Linked DNA regions of Homo sapiens: regions 2 and 3 are each linked to region 1. A link is a contact called in ENCODE Hi-C or POLR2A ChIA-PET data. All regions are on one chromosome and are shown on one strand. The core of a region is the stretch at or near the end of the contact, and the rest is flanking DNA. Distances in the headings are between cores, read along the strand shown.

Region 1 (4,487 bases), core at 735-3,234:
ATGGACTGCCATAGGTATTGACACTGATGAAAGTCTACATAAAATGTGTTTAAAAGGAAATTGTAGGACAACGTATATAACATAATATCAATTAAATAAAAATAGGGCTGGGAGAGGTGGCTCAATGTATATAATATAATCTCAACTAAGTAAAAATAGGCCCGGGCAAGGTGGCTAACACCTGTAATCCCAACACTTTGAGAGGCTGAGGTGGGAGGATCGCTTGAGCCCAGGAGTTTGAGACCCGCCTGGGCAACATGGCTAACCCTTGTCTCTACAGAAAAATTAAAAACACAGTGGGCGTGGTGGCTGACACCCAGCTACTCAGGAGGCTAAGGTGGGAGGATCACTTGAATCTGGGAGGTAGAGGCTGCAGTGAGGCAAGATCCTGCCACTGCACTCCAGCCTGGGTGACAAAGTGATACCCGGTCTCAAAAACAAATACATAAATAAAAATAAAAGTATATTTTCCAAAGGAAAAGGTTTCAGAAGATTCACACTATATTTAATAGTTGGTGTGAATCCTTTGAGACCTTTTCCCCTGAGGAAGTGAGAATGAGGGTTTAACTTTTCACAATGAACAGGCAGTGCTTTTTTAAAAACAACTTTATTGAAGTATGATTGGACATAAAATAAATCGCACATACTTAGTGTCCAACCTGGTAAGTTTTGATATTGTATACATCTGTGAAACCATCATCACAATCAAGATATTATCCATCATCCCCCTAAACTTCGTGTCTCTTTGTAATCCCTCTTTTCTGCCTCTTTCTGACCCCACTCCTATCCGCTAGCAACCGCCCATGTACTCTCTGTCACTATGTATTAGTTTGCATTTTCCAGAATGTTATGTAAATGGAATCATACGGTTCTGGCTTCTTTCACTTGGCAGAATTATTTTGAGATTCATCCATGCTGTTGCATTTATCAATAGTTTACTTTTTTATTGCTCAGTACTATTCCTTCGTATGGATCAATCACGACTGGTTTATCCATTCACTTGTTGATAGACATTTGGATTGTTTCCAGTTTATGGCTATTACAAATAGAGCTGCTATGAACATTTGTGTACAAGTCTTTGTAAGAACATATGCTTTTTTCCCTCTTGGGTAAATAGCTAGGAATGGAAGGCTGGCTTTGTTTAGCATTTTAAGAAATTGTCAAAATGTTTTCAAAGCTGCCGAACCATTTTATGATTCCACCAGAGACAGGAGTATGGGGCTGAGGTAACAAATGGTCCCCTTCACCATCCTCGGATGAGTTAATGACAGTAACCATCAGCTCACCGTATAGGCCTAATCAGGAACTGTCCGTGCTAAAATGTGTCTAGTTCTCTTTAGTCAGATTCCTTTGAGAGTGTGATTAAGCTCACGGTCAGTGTGGCGTGTAGGACGGGACACACATGGACAAATGCTAGGCAGGAATCGCCCACGCTGGAAAGGGCGATGGCCTGAAAAAAAACGACCGCAGTTGGGATGGAAAGGGGAGGGTTGAAGTTCAGACATATTGAAGTTAGAATGGTTGGGACTTGGTAAGAGGGGAGAGAGGACGATGCCTAGGGTTTAGTGACCAGGTGATGGTGGTGCAAGCAGAGGGGAGGAGTGGGTTGGCGGGAGGAAAAAGAGGTTATTTTTGGTTTGTCACCTGTGAGTTGCCTACTGGACACAAAGATGAAGCTGTCGGGAAAGTGATGCTAAGTGTACACGTCTGCGTGGAGATCCAGACTTCTGGTGCAACATCTAGGTTTAGGTGAAGTATTAGAAGCAGTTGTAGCCAACAAATTCGTATCTTTCAGAGCAATCATTTCTACACCTTACGAAAAGCACCGAATCCGTGGTCTCCCCCACACAGACATGACCAGAACATGTGCGATGACGTCAGCCTTTTTGACTAGTCTCCCACTCACTCGATTCTGCGCAGGCGTATGGCGCATGCGCAACATCCCCTAGTGCCGCCGCTCCCTACTCTGGGGGTTGGGACTACCTCCTTTTCCGCGGGCCCCGCCCAGGCGGCTGCCCGTGACCTGCCTGGGCGCGGGGAACTGAAAGCCGGAAGGGGCAAGACGGGTTCAGTTCGTCATGGGGCTGTTTGGAAAGACCCAGGAGAAGCCGCCCAAAGAACTGGTAAGGGCTACGGCGGCGGCAGATAAGCGGGTGGATCTGTGTGGGGCGTAGTGAAGTTGGTAAATGACAGGACACTCTTCTCCCCACCGCCTGCCCGATACCGCCCGGCCCCCATTTCCGGGGACTCCCACTCGACAGGGGGGCCGGAGGAAGAGTCTTTAGGAGTCGGCTGTGGGACGCGAGAGCTCCTGGTGCCATGGCTCTCGAACAGGTAGCCGAGGGTGGATGAAGAGTTTCTCCACCTCGCCACTGAGCGCGTAGGCAGCGACACCGTCCTGGCCTCGGAAACCTCTTCCCCCTGCGCGCGTTGGTACGACCCGCCCGGAACCTTTTCCCAGCGTAGGCCCCACCCCTCCAGCCCGGCTGCGGACCACCCGGAGAACCTTCTCCTGCCCGAAGCGTTGTTTGGAGCGGGCCGGGTCGCGTCTGCCGGAGGAGCCGTCTGTTCTCCGTCCTCCCTGTTGTGTTGAAAAAGAGGCTCAGTTTCCTCTTTCCCCAGCCCTTGTGTTGACCCTAGGCACATACCGTAGCGGGGCAGGGACTCGACCCAGAAGAATGTTACAGAAGATAGCTCTGGACCCGGCTTCGAACTCTCGTTACCTATTAATTGAGATAATATTGGGAGGCAAACAGTTGAAAATGCCCTGCAGTCAGTCAACCTAAGTTTGAATCCTGCCTTCCCACATCTCAGCTCTGTGATCTCTGGAAAGTTCACTTCTCAGTGCCTTCTCGACTGTGAAGCCAGAATAATAGTAGTGTCACCTCAGAGTAATTGAAGATTCAGGGATGTAAAGTTTTCATATTGGTAGTTAGGGCTAATTCTTTAAATACGGCACAGCTTTGCTACTCAAATGCCAACCAGCAGCATCAACATCACCTGGGAGCTTGTTAAATCTCGGACACCACTCCAGACCCACTGAGTCAGATTTTGAATTCTGACAAGCTCCCTAATGATTAGTGTGCACATCAGTGCTTTGAGAAGCACTGCTCTGCAACACCTAGGCTTGTCCATAATGGAAAAAAAAAATCCTGAAATCCTTTAATAAATGATCTTACCTGTTCAGCTCTAGCAGGCACATTTTAAAAACTAATCTTATGCATCTTGCAATTCCTGGCACATAATGTGCGTTAATGTAAATTTGTTGTTGTTGTTGTTAAAGGCCCTAGAACAGTAGACACTCATTATTTTCGTCAGGAAACTTACTCAGTTTTGCTCCTTGGTAAAATAAAAATTGTGGCGCTTAAATGAAATAACGGTATAACATCACTTTGGAAACTATAGAACATTATATAGATGCACATTTTGTGACATCTGTATATTCTAAGATTCTTGTTATTGTAGAAGTGTGGTAGGGAGAGATTATTTGTTGTCTTCAGTGTTTGGCCTTGGCATTGCCATTCGTAAATTGAGATAAGATTATGGAGAAGCAAAAAAGATGCTGGGGAAATGGTTGCTTTATTGTTTAAACTAGTCTCTAGTATATGTACTACTATACTACTCTAGTATATTGTACACTTAGATTGTTTTTAAATGATAAATTGCTAAGAACACGATATTGGTACACTCTTCAGTAGGGTAATCTACCTGAGAAAGCTGATTGACACTGGAAAATGGCAGGGTTGATGCATGAGATTGGTTTTTAAAACTATGCTTGCCAGAGCCGAACAGGTAAGATCATTTATTGAATAAAAAATTTTAGTTGTTTTTCCCCCCATTATGGACAAGTCTGGGTATTGTAGAGCAGTGCTTCTCAAGCATTAGTGTGCACACTAATCATTAGGGATCTTGTCAGAATTCAAAATCTGATTCAGTAGGTCTTGGATAGGGTCTGAGATTTCTAATAAGCTCCCAGGTGATGTTGATGCTGCTGGTCTACACTTGAGTAGCAAGATTGTAGAGTGAATTAAGATTAGCCCTAACTACCACCACCTTTAGCTAACATATTGAACCAGGCATTGTGTTAAGCACTCTGCAATGTTATGAGGTAGGAACTGTTATTGTCTCCACTTTACAGGTGGCAACTGAGGCATACAGTATTTAGGTAATTTGCCCAAGGTCATACAGTTTGTGAATTACAGCACCAGAGGTTATGTATTCTAAGGCCTATACTTAGAATTATCATGCCATTTATACTACCTCCCAAAGAGGGATTATAAAGGTGAAATAAGAAGCCAAAGAACTTAACTTCTAGCAAGTAAGATAAACATTTTAAGAGCTGGTTTGGATAGGGCACCTGATATGGTTTGGATCTGTGTCCCCGCCAAATCTCATGTCAAATTGTCATCCCCAGTGTTGGAGGTGGGACCTAGTATGAGGTGATTGGATCATGGGAGCAGATTTCCCATGAGTGGTTTAGCACTATC
Region 2 (4,487 bases), core at 1,229-3,728, 1.1 Mb after region 1:
TCCTCCCCTACACTCTCCCTCCTCCACCAAATGTAACATGGCCCTGCTTAGGCTTCCTTCTTCAGCACAGAGCCTGGGAGCCAAGCTTCTCCTGTTCCCAGCTGGTCTTCTACCCTCCCCGTTAGGAGAGACTGGACACAGTGGCTCCCCGACGTCTCCAACCCCACCTCCTTCCTTGATGGGCCTGGAGGGCCCTGAGATCACCCTCCCTCCCTTTTACCAACAGAAAAGCCGAGGCCAGAGAAGAATGGATGCTGGCCAAGGCCATATGATGTACACAGAGCCAAAGCCACAGTCCCCTCACCCCGTCCCGGGCCACTGTGGGGACCTAAGCAGTCGTTCCACGGGAGAGGGCGACCCCTGGTGGTGAGGAGGGGCATGGCAGCCTGTCGCTCATTTCCTGGGCCCGGAGGCTGACGGTGGAAGGGGCGTGGCCTGGAGGACCACCGACCCAGGCTTTAGTTATCAGGAAGGTAAATGAAGGCAAGGCCCGCAGAGCGAAAGAACGTGGGAAGTTAGGACAAGTTTTGCTGGGCTTTGCCCTTCCTTAGCCACATTCCCTGTAATGACCTAACAACACTGCTCTGTGACTTTAACTGCACCCTGCTGATTGCTGGTTGGATCTTCAGGGAGCAGGAATGGGCATTCAACAGCTTTTGGCACACTGCATGTCCCAAGGGTCATTACTGACTTGAGGGTCTGGTGCGAAGCCCTGGAATGCAGAAGCTCACATTCTGATAATAAGATTTCTAATAATAAGAGAATGGGCTCAGTCCGGGCACGGTGGCTCATGCCTGTAATCCCGGCACTTTGGGAGGCCAAGGTGGGCTGATCACCTGAGGTCAGGAGTTCGAGACCAGCCTGGCCAACATGGTGAAACCCCGTCTCTACTAAAAATACGAAAATTAGCCAGGCGTGGTAGTGTGCGCCTGTGATCCCATAATCCCAGCTACTGAGGCTGAGGCAGGCTGAGGCAGGAGAACCGCTTAAGCCCGGGAGGCAGAGGTTGCAGTGGACCGAGATTGCGCCACTGCACTCCAGCCTGGGAGACAGAGCGAGACTCTGTCTCAGGAAACAAACAAACAAACAAACAAACAAAACAGAACGGGCTCTTATTAAAGAGTCCAGGGACTGAGTCAATAGCTGTCTCCAAGTTTCTATGGTACCTATCTCTCCTCTCTAGGGGCAAAAGGGCTACTCAACAAAAGGCTGATTGTTTTAACAGAAACACTCAGAAAACCAAACCTTTGAGAACTTCCCAGGCAGAAATAGGCATGCTTAGAGACCACGCGACCAGTTAATATGAACCCCACATCTGCTATCAAGAGAATCTGGGCAATCTACTTTGAATATCCCTTTTGGAGCTGTTTCTAGGTGTTTAGAGATCAAATGAAATATTTCTAGGAAGTAGCTCGCCTCGAACTAACCACACAAGAATGAAATCTCACTGACTTACAAGGTCATGGCTAAACCTTCATTGACTAGGTATTTTCCTCCTTCCTTGATGATCCAGTATGTAGCAGTATATGCCCAGATCAGGAAGTGTAAAAGCTGAAAATGGAGTTGGAGACAGAAAGTCCAATGTGTTGCTGGCCACTGTGGTGTCACTGCTCCCGATACAGGTGTAACCTGAGTCTCCCGCTTGGGAGCCAGAAATCAGCTGAGAAGAGGCCTCTGGAAAGAGGCTGCCCTGGCCCAGAAGGGTGGATGAAGTAGGGCCTCAGCACAGCTCATCCTACCGAGCAGGCCGGACCCTGAGTTCCTGGCTTGCACTGAAGGGTCTGGGTAAGTCCCTTCTGTAGCGCCTCAGAAGCTCCTTGGGCAACCTGGGAAGTTAGGACAAGAGCTCTGACATTTGACCCTGAGGTGTGAGGAGAGTGCTTTGAGAGAGAGGATGCTGAATGCGAGCGCCCTGGTTATTACCTCCTGGCAGCCTCCTAACCTCACCTTGACTCTGCCATGTAAAATTGATGCCTGGGCGCAGGGCGCCGACGATGGTCAGATACCGCGGCCTGCACACCCTGGGACCTACATCCCTGACCTGGAGGACCCAGGCCTTCCCCGGGCTTCACCACGAGTCCTGCCGGCCACACAGGGACCCTAACAGACCTAGTCCAGTCTCAGGGTCTGGGCTGCTCCTCCTTCCAGGAATGGGAGTTTGCTCTAGGCGATGGAGGAAGGGTTCAGGAGGCCACTCTGCCTGCTTAGCAGGCTGTGGGCCCAACCCCCCACCCACCATCTTCATCTCCCACGGCCCCAACCTCGTAGGGAGGGCAGGGCGGGGCTCAGGTTCGCAGAGAAGGAGGGCTCGGACCAGCGACTCCAGGGCAGAGGGGCGCGTGCAGGGGTGGGGAGCTGGGTTTGCGAGGAGAGAAGGCCATCTCTTCCCCAGCAGGGTAGCCCCCACCTAGCTACCGGGATCCCACCCTGGCTGGCGCAATCTTTGCGTCCGGATCAGCACCCAAGGCCCCGCCCAACGGCCCGCTGCCTGCCGGGATTTGTAGTTTGTAGGGGAGGGGCCAAAAGGCGCGCGCGCGCGCGTGTGTGTGTGTGCGTGTGTGACTGTGTGTTTGTGAGACTGTGTGTGTAAGTGTGTCCGGGGGTCTGTTGTGGTGCTCCCGTCCCCGAGGGCCCTCCGGACCTGGGCTCAGCAAAGGCACCACAGGCCGCAGCTTCCGAGACCCCGCCCCGCGGCCCACTGCCTGCTGGGATTTGTAGTTCTTAGGGGTCTAGGGCCCAGGCTGGGGCCGGGTTGGGGCCTTACACGCGTCCTGGCGTGTGGCTCTCCTGCGTCCTCGTTTTTCTCGTGAGCCCTGGATCTGGACAGTGGGCCCGGCGCGAGGCCCTCAACTCCGGCTGGGCTCCCGGTGGCACTTTCTGCCGACCCTGAGATGTACCCGCCACGCCTGCGGGACTGACCTCTAGGTGGGCAAACCGAGGCACAAAGAGGGGCGCGCTCTGGCCGGAGTCGGCCCTCTTGTGAGAATTTGGGCTGGGAGACCCAGCCCAGGCCTGGCAGGCAAGGCTGGGTCAGGCGAGGGTCCTGGGCCCTTTCGGTGTAAGAGTGTGCAAAATAATGAACAGGCCTGCCCAGGACTGGCTCTGCACATTAGCGCTAGTTACCTTACAGGCTTGACTGATCAGATTTTTATTTGGCACCACTACAGAGGGGAGCCCAGGGAGGGAGGAAGTCTCTCGTGACCAAGAAAACCTATGGTCCACCCTGGCCTACAACTCTGCTTTAACGACAAAAATAAACCGAGTTTGGGAGGGGGTGAGGAGGAGGGGTGTTTTGTAAACTGTGAAGTCCAGGTTATGAGTGAGGTGTTATTATCATCAGGATCAGACCTCAAAGCACTGGAGGAAAGGTCTGGGCCTTCAAGAGCCTCACCTCAAAAGGGAGGGTATGGCCGGGCGCAGTGGCTCACGCCTGTAATCCTAGCATTTTGGGAGGCTGAGGCAAGCAGATCACCTGAGGTCAGGGGTTCAAGACCAGCCTGGCCAACATGTCGAAACCCCATCTCTACTAAAAATAGAAAAAATTACCCGGGCGTGGTGGCACGTGCCTGTAATCCCAGCTACTCGGGAGGCTGAGGCAGGAGAATTGCTTGAACTCAGGAGGCGGAGTTTGCAGTGAGCCGAGATGGTGCCACTGCACTCCAGCCTGGGCAACAGAGCCAGACTCTGTCTCAAAAAAAAAAAAAAAAAAAAAAAGAGCTGAGATAGCTGTTTGCATGTGAAAGGACTCACAACTGGCACTAGCATGCGGTGATAGTGGGGAGGGCATGGACTCCCACTACATGGCTCCCATCTATCCTCTGCCGCTTACTAAGTGGGACCTAGAACAAGTGATTTTGACCTACTTTATCTCTCTTTATCTCTGTTTCCTCATCTGTCAAAGGAGGATAATAAGAGGATCCATGTTAGAGAGTAAATGCAAGGATTAAATGAGAAAATCATATCAAGGATAGCACCTGGCATATAGTGGCAGCACACAATAGTGTTAGCTGTTATGGTGTTGAGTACCCAGTGTGACGCTGGCTGTACAGGGGTAAACTTGTCTTCTGGGGGACTAGTCCCCCCATCCCAGGCACCTGGTGCCCTCCCCAGGCCACTCATGCTGTACTGGACAGTCCCACTTTCCCAAGAAGTCACAAGGAATTCCAGCATGTCACTGTTCTGGTTGCCCCTGAGCACCTAGCAGTGATTTAAGAAAAGGCAAAACCAAAGTTTTGGTTTTGAGCTTTATTCGGAAAATATGGCCACCCAGACCCCTGGCCATTCCCCAGGGCCTGTGAGGTGATCCAGAAAAATTCATTTGCAAATCAAATTTAATGGCTAGAAGCATCCTGAATCAATGTCTTCAAATAAATATTTGGGGCCGGTGAGGTGGCTCACACCTGTAATCCCAACACTTTGGGAGGCCGAGGCAGGCAGATCACCTGAGGTCAGGAGTTCGAGACTAGCCTGGCCGAAATGATGAAACC
Region 3 (4,487 bases), core at 567-3,066, 1.0 Mb after region 1:
GAGATTTTAAAAAACATGCTTAATACATCTTAATTCATTGTGTTTGCACTTTCCTCCTAAAATTCAAAGTTTGCATTATAAATCTAATCACCAGAAAGGTGAACTGTTAGTCCTATATCCTTTAAAGAACAGAATTTGCCCTATATCATATTCACTTCCACAACTGTACCAAACCCCTCTGCACCTGGGAGTCTGGTAGAACTGAGGCCACAGGTAGGCCAGTTTCCCTAATCTTAAGGAACACCAATTATAATGAGCAACAAGATAATTCGATTAAACAATTAAATGAAAAGCATTTTCTGACTAAAATGGCAATTATCTGATTTTGCTGTTAGGAGTTGCGCAGGAAACAAAAGCTCAACAGTGTAGAAGATGCTCAAACGTATTCCGAATCCATGTCTCCCTGCTTTGTCATCTATTGTTAGGAGGGAGAACAAATATCTCCCTAATTCAAGTTCGTTTTTCTGAATTTTCTATAACCGCCTAAAACAGAATCCAAACATAATGTGGAAGCCAGACTGCAGGCTCTGAACTTCGGTCTACTACTAACTGGTGTAACAGCTAACCTTCAGCACTCATCAAGATCCTGGGTTTGTCCTCTCATACCACTAAGTTACTTGTGGGATTTCATCATGGGCACAGTAAACTGACCAGACCCTAAAGCCACCAGATAGATAACTACTGCGGTCATCCTAAGGGCAGAAACAGCCAAAAGAGCCAAATAATCATCTTTACTAGCCGATATGCTCAGGCTGAGATTTTCAGTTCCTGGAAATATAGCTTTACTCCTCCTTCACGTGCCAATTGATCCCCATAATGGCGGTTGAGCGGACAAAGCCTCAAGTAAAACCCTGCACCGAAGACTTTAAATGCGAACCCAAAGCAATGGCAGCTCCTAATTCATGCTTCCCATCCTTTTCACAAGGGGTCCAAATAAGGACTGCCTTCTTGGACATGAGCTATATTTAGTCAGAGGCCGTCACCTTGGAGGCAAGGCCATATCCGCCGAAGGGCATGTGCGTATTCTCCAGTGTGTAGTCAAGACCTAACCACTGAGGCAGTGGAGCCAGACGACGTCCCAAGGCATAGGCCCCCCACCCCTCAAACTGAGGGCCAGGACAGCCGGGGAGGCTCACGGCTCCCCCTCGCCCAGATACCACATGCGGCAAACACGTGGTCGCCGCTGCAATGCGGGGCGCGCGCTCCCGAGGGCCGGACGCGAGCACGCGGGGCGGGTCGCCCACTCCAGGTTTGTCAGACGGCAGGGCCGGGAGGGGTTAACAGTGCCCTCCCTTCCCGGCCAGAACTCACTAGCGACCACAGCCCCCGCCCTTCACGTTTTCTGGAACCTTCCGCATGCCTAGGCGCGCGACCGAATGAAAAGGGAGGGGGGAAGGGAAGGGTGGAGAGGGGAGGGGGAAGAGGAGCGGCGGCCACGCGCCAGGCCCTGGCGGCGCCACGAGGAAAGCGCGCGGTCGCCGCTCTTCCATCACCCGGCGGACGAGGACGACCCGCGCGGGCCCCACCACCGGCCGGCCGCAGCCAGCCGGACCTTGGCGCTGCCTTCTGCCCCGCCCCACGCTTCGCTTCAGGCCGTCCCCTCACCTGGGTGGCCTTCCCCGACCGACTCTGAGGTGAAAAGGAATGTGCCCTCCTCGATGAACGCCTCGTGGAAGCCGTTGAGCTGTCCGTTCATGTTGGTGTCGGTGTGCGGAAGTGGCCTTACGAAGGAGCAGCGGCGAGGCGGCAGCGGCTGCGAAATGCGCAAGCTGCGGACAGCGTTCTACTCGTAGCAGGCGGGCGGCGCGGAGCGAACGAAGCAGCGGGCGGTGCGGCCCGGTATTTATAGAGCAGCGCCCGCGCGCGCCCGGCTCGGGCCCCGCCCCTCGGCGCCGCGCGCCAATGCACCACTTGCGCGGGGGTCGGGGGAGGAAGGGCAGCTCGCCCCGCGGAGTCCGGGCTGAACCACACTGCGCGGCCGCGGGAGGTGCCGTGGCAATCCGGCCCTCCAGAGACCGTTCAGCTATCTTGAGCCGCTAGAGCTAGGAGAAAAATGCAGACGCGAGGAGACGTGGGGGATTGCTCTTCCTTGTTTGATGTGGGAGAAAAAGCGACTGGGGCTTGCTGGACCCGCTCCCCTGTGCGGTGACATGGCACCTCCCTTCCGACCGTTGGCCGGGATAGCTTTCCCGGAGGTCGCGTCCCCCAGCGGAGGCGGCGGGAATCGCGGAGGTTTTGTGCTGCGGCTGGGGTCTTTCTGGCCGTCCCGCCTCTAGATGCCGGGTGGCAGGGAGCCGGTGGCGGTCGGCCATGTGAAGGTGGCCATCTTGGCCGGCCAGCGAGGGCTCCTCACGGCCTTCCTTCGGCGTCCCTGCCCGGCTCGTTGCCGGCCCCGGGATATCTGAGGGGCGCAGGCCCACCTTCTAGTCGTTTCCTGGTGAATGGCTCTGCTGAAGATGGCCGGAAAGCAGATTAATGAAGGTGCTGCCATCGATTTAAACAATCGCCCTCCTGCCCGCTCCCCTGCGCTAAAGTTTCTGAGGGATCCTCACCCTTCGTGGTTCGTGGACTTAAAAGTGGAGGCAGCGCTCCAGCCTTTCCCTCCAGAGAGAAAGGAGGCCGCTCCCAAGTCCGTCCTTGCCCCGTGGCCTTCCTGTTCCTTTGAAGGGGGGGGGAATCGATGTTTCAATCCTCTGTTCAGGAGAATATGGAACGAACATTTCTTTTTTGGTGGGTGGGGGCTATTCGTTCCCTTGAATGTGCTTAAGCAGATCTCTTGACGGCGTGGAATGGGCTGTTTCATGAAGCTTTCACTTTAAAATGTCCACCTGCGTTTGTCCCAGTTTTGCCCAATAAAGGAATTACAGGGAAAAAGAGCGAAACAAAACTTGAGCCAGCAAGGAGTATGGAGTCCCGTTTGGAGGGAGCCCGCCTTGGGGGCGGGGGTCTCTGCAGCCTGTTCTGGGGCTGGGCCTCGGTGCAGGTCTGGTCGGGCTGGTGGCCTGGTGGCCCTGAGCGGAGCGCGTGACAAGAACGCCGGGTTTAATGAGGTTCTCAGGGAACGGCCTGCTCCTAGCATGGGATGTACTTTACGCTGGGGAGGTGAAGGAGACCCCTAGTAACAGTCTCCAGCTGCCTACTGCTGGCGGCAGTAGAACAAGGTGCATTCCCAAGAACAATCCTCTCCGTCGGTGCAGGAGGAAAGGTGGGATTTGCTAAAGGCTCAGTGGGAAACAAAGGAAGCACTTGGGCTGTGCTGGGGGCATCCACAAAGAAGATAAAGGGCTCCTCCCCAGACTCAGTGACCACATCCACGGTCGCTCAAAGCAGGCAGCAAGAAAAGGTTCGACCACAAAAGAGACAATAGGTGATGATATTTTTATTCGTTGCTTTTTACTTTTCAAGCTAACCCTTCATGGGAAAGTAACTGTATAAGACTATTAAATTTTTTTGTTATTTTTTAAAGGAGAATGCCAATTTATTAACTTACAATGTGTAATAAAATTGTCAACTGGAACAAAATGCGTGTGTAGGCTGGTCAGTGCATTATCTCCCAGCAGAAAAATCTATATGGGAAGCCAGAATATAACTAGAAGGTTATTTTATTAGGGAGTCAGAACAAGGAGCGTAAAGTCAATGATTGGCTCATTAAATCCTGATACCCCTGTGCTACCAACTCCACAGTGGGGCTAGGCCTGCCAAGGAGATGAGATTTAGCTGTACATAGTTGCTTACCTACTTCTCTCACTTGTGAATAGTGTGTAGGTGTAATACAGTAAGAGTAGGGGTTTGGAGTCACGACCTCTCTATGCATCAGTATCCTCGTTCTGTAAAATTGGAATATTAATAGTACATCATAGGATTGTTTCAAGGATTCAAATAGTGCAAGTAGAGTCTTTAGCACAGTATCTAGTACATAATTTGTTTTAATGTAAGCTGTAAAAAAATTAACTATATTTGCTGTGAATTACTTTTCAGTGGCTTTCAATTGCTGTCGGGATACGGACTAAAATCTCTACATACTCAAGGCCCCAGTGTGATTTGGCTGCTACTTCTGCAACCTTACCTTGTGCCACACTCTCCTTTCTGTGTTCTACTTGGATTTTTTAGTTAGTAGCAGTTAATTTTATTAATTTCATAGTATCAAAACAAAGGAGGACACATTTTCATTTATTTTATATTATTCGTATTGTCCCTTCCTCCCTTCCACAAATATTTATGAGCACATCTGTGAGTCAGACCCAGGAGCAAATGCTATAACAATCCTGGTCTCTGCCCACTCGGCGCTCTAAATGTGGGGAGATGCCTGGCTAACTCCTTATCCTTCTCACTCCAGCTCAGCTACCACTTCCTGGATGAAGCCTTCATCTACACAGATTTGTCACAGGGGCCTGTGTTTTATTTCATGGCACTAAGTGCAGTTTCAAATTATAGATTTGGTGATTATTTGATGAATGTCTCCAATTCCCAGTTAGGCTTGTAAGCTC

What was found. A loop is a pair of places that touch in the nucleus more often than their neighbours do. ChIA-PET counts read pairs that join two places held with the same protein, here RNA polymerase II (POLR2A). Pooled maps may share reads with other maps.
Region 2: a map of CD14-positive monocyte shows a loop between it and region 1 (6-fold over the local background). The contact joins the promoter of SH2D6 here to the promoter of CHMP3 in region 1. A Hi-C loop is called at or near these places in 1 of 168 maps with a recorded cell type or tissue (CD14-positive monocyte) and 4 of 50 pooled maps. POLR2A ChIA-PET finds 5 or more read pairs at or near these places in 1 of 52 experiments (activated CD8-positive, alpha-beta memory T cell).
Region 3: a loop to region 1 is called in a map with no recorded cell type, with 20 times the contacts of the local background. The contact joins the promoter of MAT2A here to the promoter of CHMP3 in region 1. A Hi-C loop is called at or near these places in 3 of 37 single-sample maps with no recorded cell type and 9 of 50 pooled maps.

Annotation. Positions count from the first base shown.
Region 1 is chr2:86,560,940-86,565,426 of GRCh38, reverse strand. CHMP3 (charged multivesicular body protein 3) reads left to right here and starts at 1,984. Exons shown (of 6, transcript NM_016079.4): 1 at 1,984-2,123. The coding sequence starts at 2,079. All of the region lies in intron 3 of RNF103-CHMP3 (RNF103-CHMP3 readthrough), which reads left to right. CHMP3-AS1 (CHMP3 and RNF103 antisense RNA 1) reads right to left here and starts at 3,357. Exons shown (of 6, transcript NR_183901.1): 1 at 3,180-3,357; 2 at 2,507-2,581; 3 at 2,028-2,159; 4 at 1,645-1,739; 5 at 1,287-1,450. RefSeq lists enhancers at 1,609-1,668, 1,827-2,121, 2,279-2,378, 2,389-2,558.
Region 2 is chr2:85,416,705-85,421,191 of GRCh38, reverse strand. SH2D6 (SH2 domain containing 6) reads right to left here and starts at 2,478. Exons shown (of 24, transcript NM_001394463.1): 1 at 2,262-2,478; 2 at 1,948-2,163. LOC105374841 (a long non-coding RNA gene) reads right to left here. Exons shown (of 3, transcript XR_940316.3): 3 at 4,231-4,487. It also overlaps a transcript of CAPG not described here. RefSeq lists enhancers at 480-629, 2,858-3,017, 2,496-3,031, 3,028-3,137.
Region 3 is chr2:85,536,497-85,540,983 of GRCh38, reverse strand. It overlaps MAT2A (methionine adenosyltransferase 2A), which reads right to left and starts at 1,816. Exons shown (of 9, transcript NM_005911.6): 1 at 1,606-1,816. The coding sequence starts at 1,696. PARTICL (promoter of MAT2A antisense radiation-induced circulating long non-coding RNA) reads left to right here and starts at 2,098. Exons shown (of 1, transcript NR_038942.1): 1 at 2,098-3,517. RefSeq lists silencers at 1,229-1,558, 1,739-2,008 and enhancers at 2,039-2,128, 2,199-2,408, 2,809-2,898.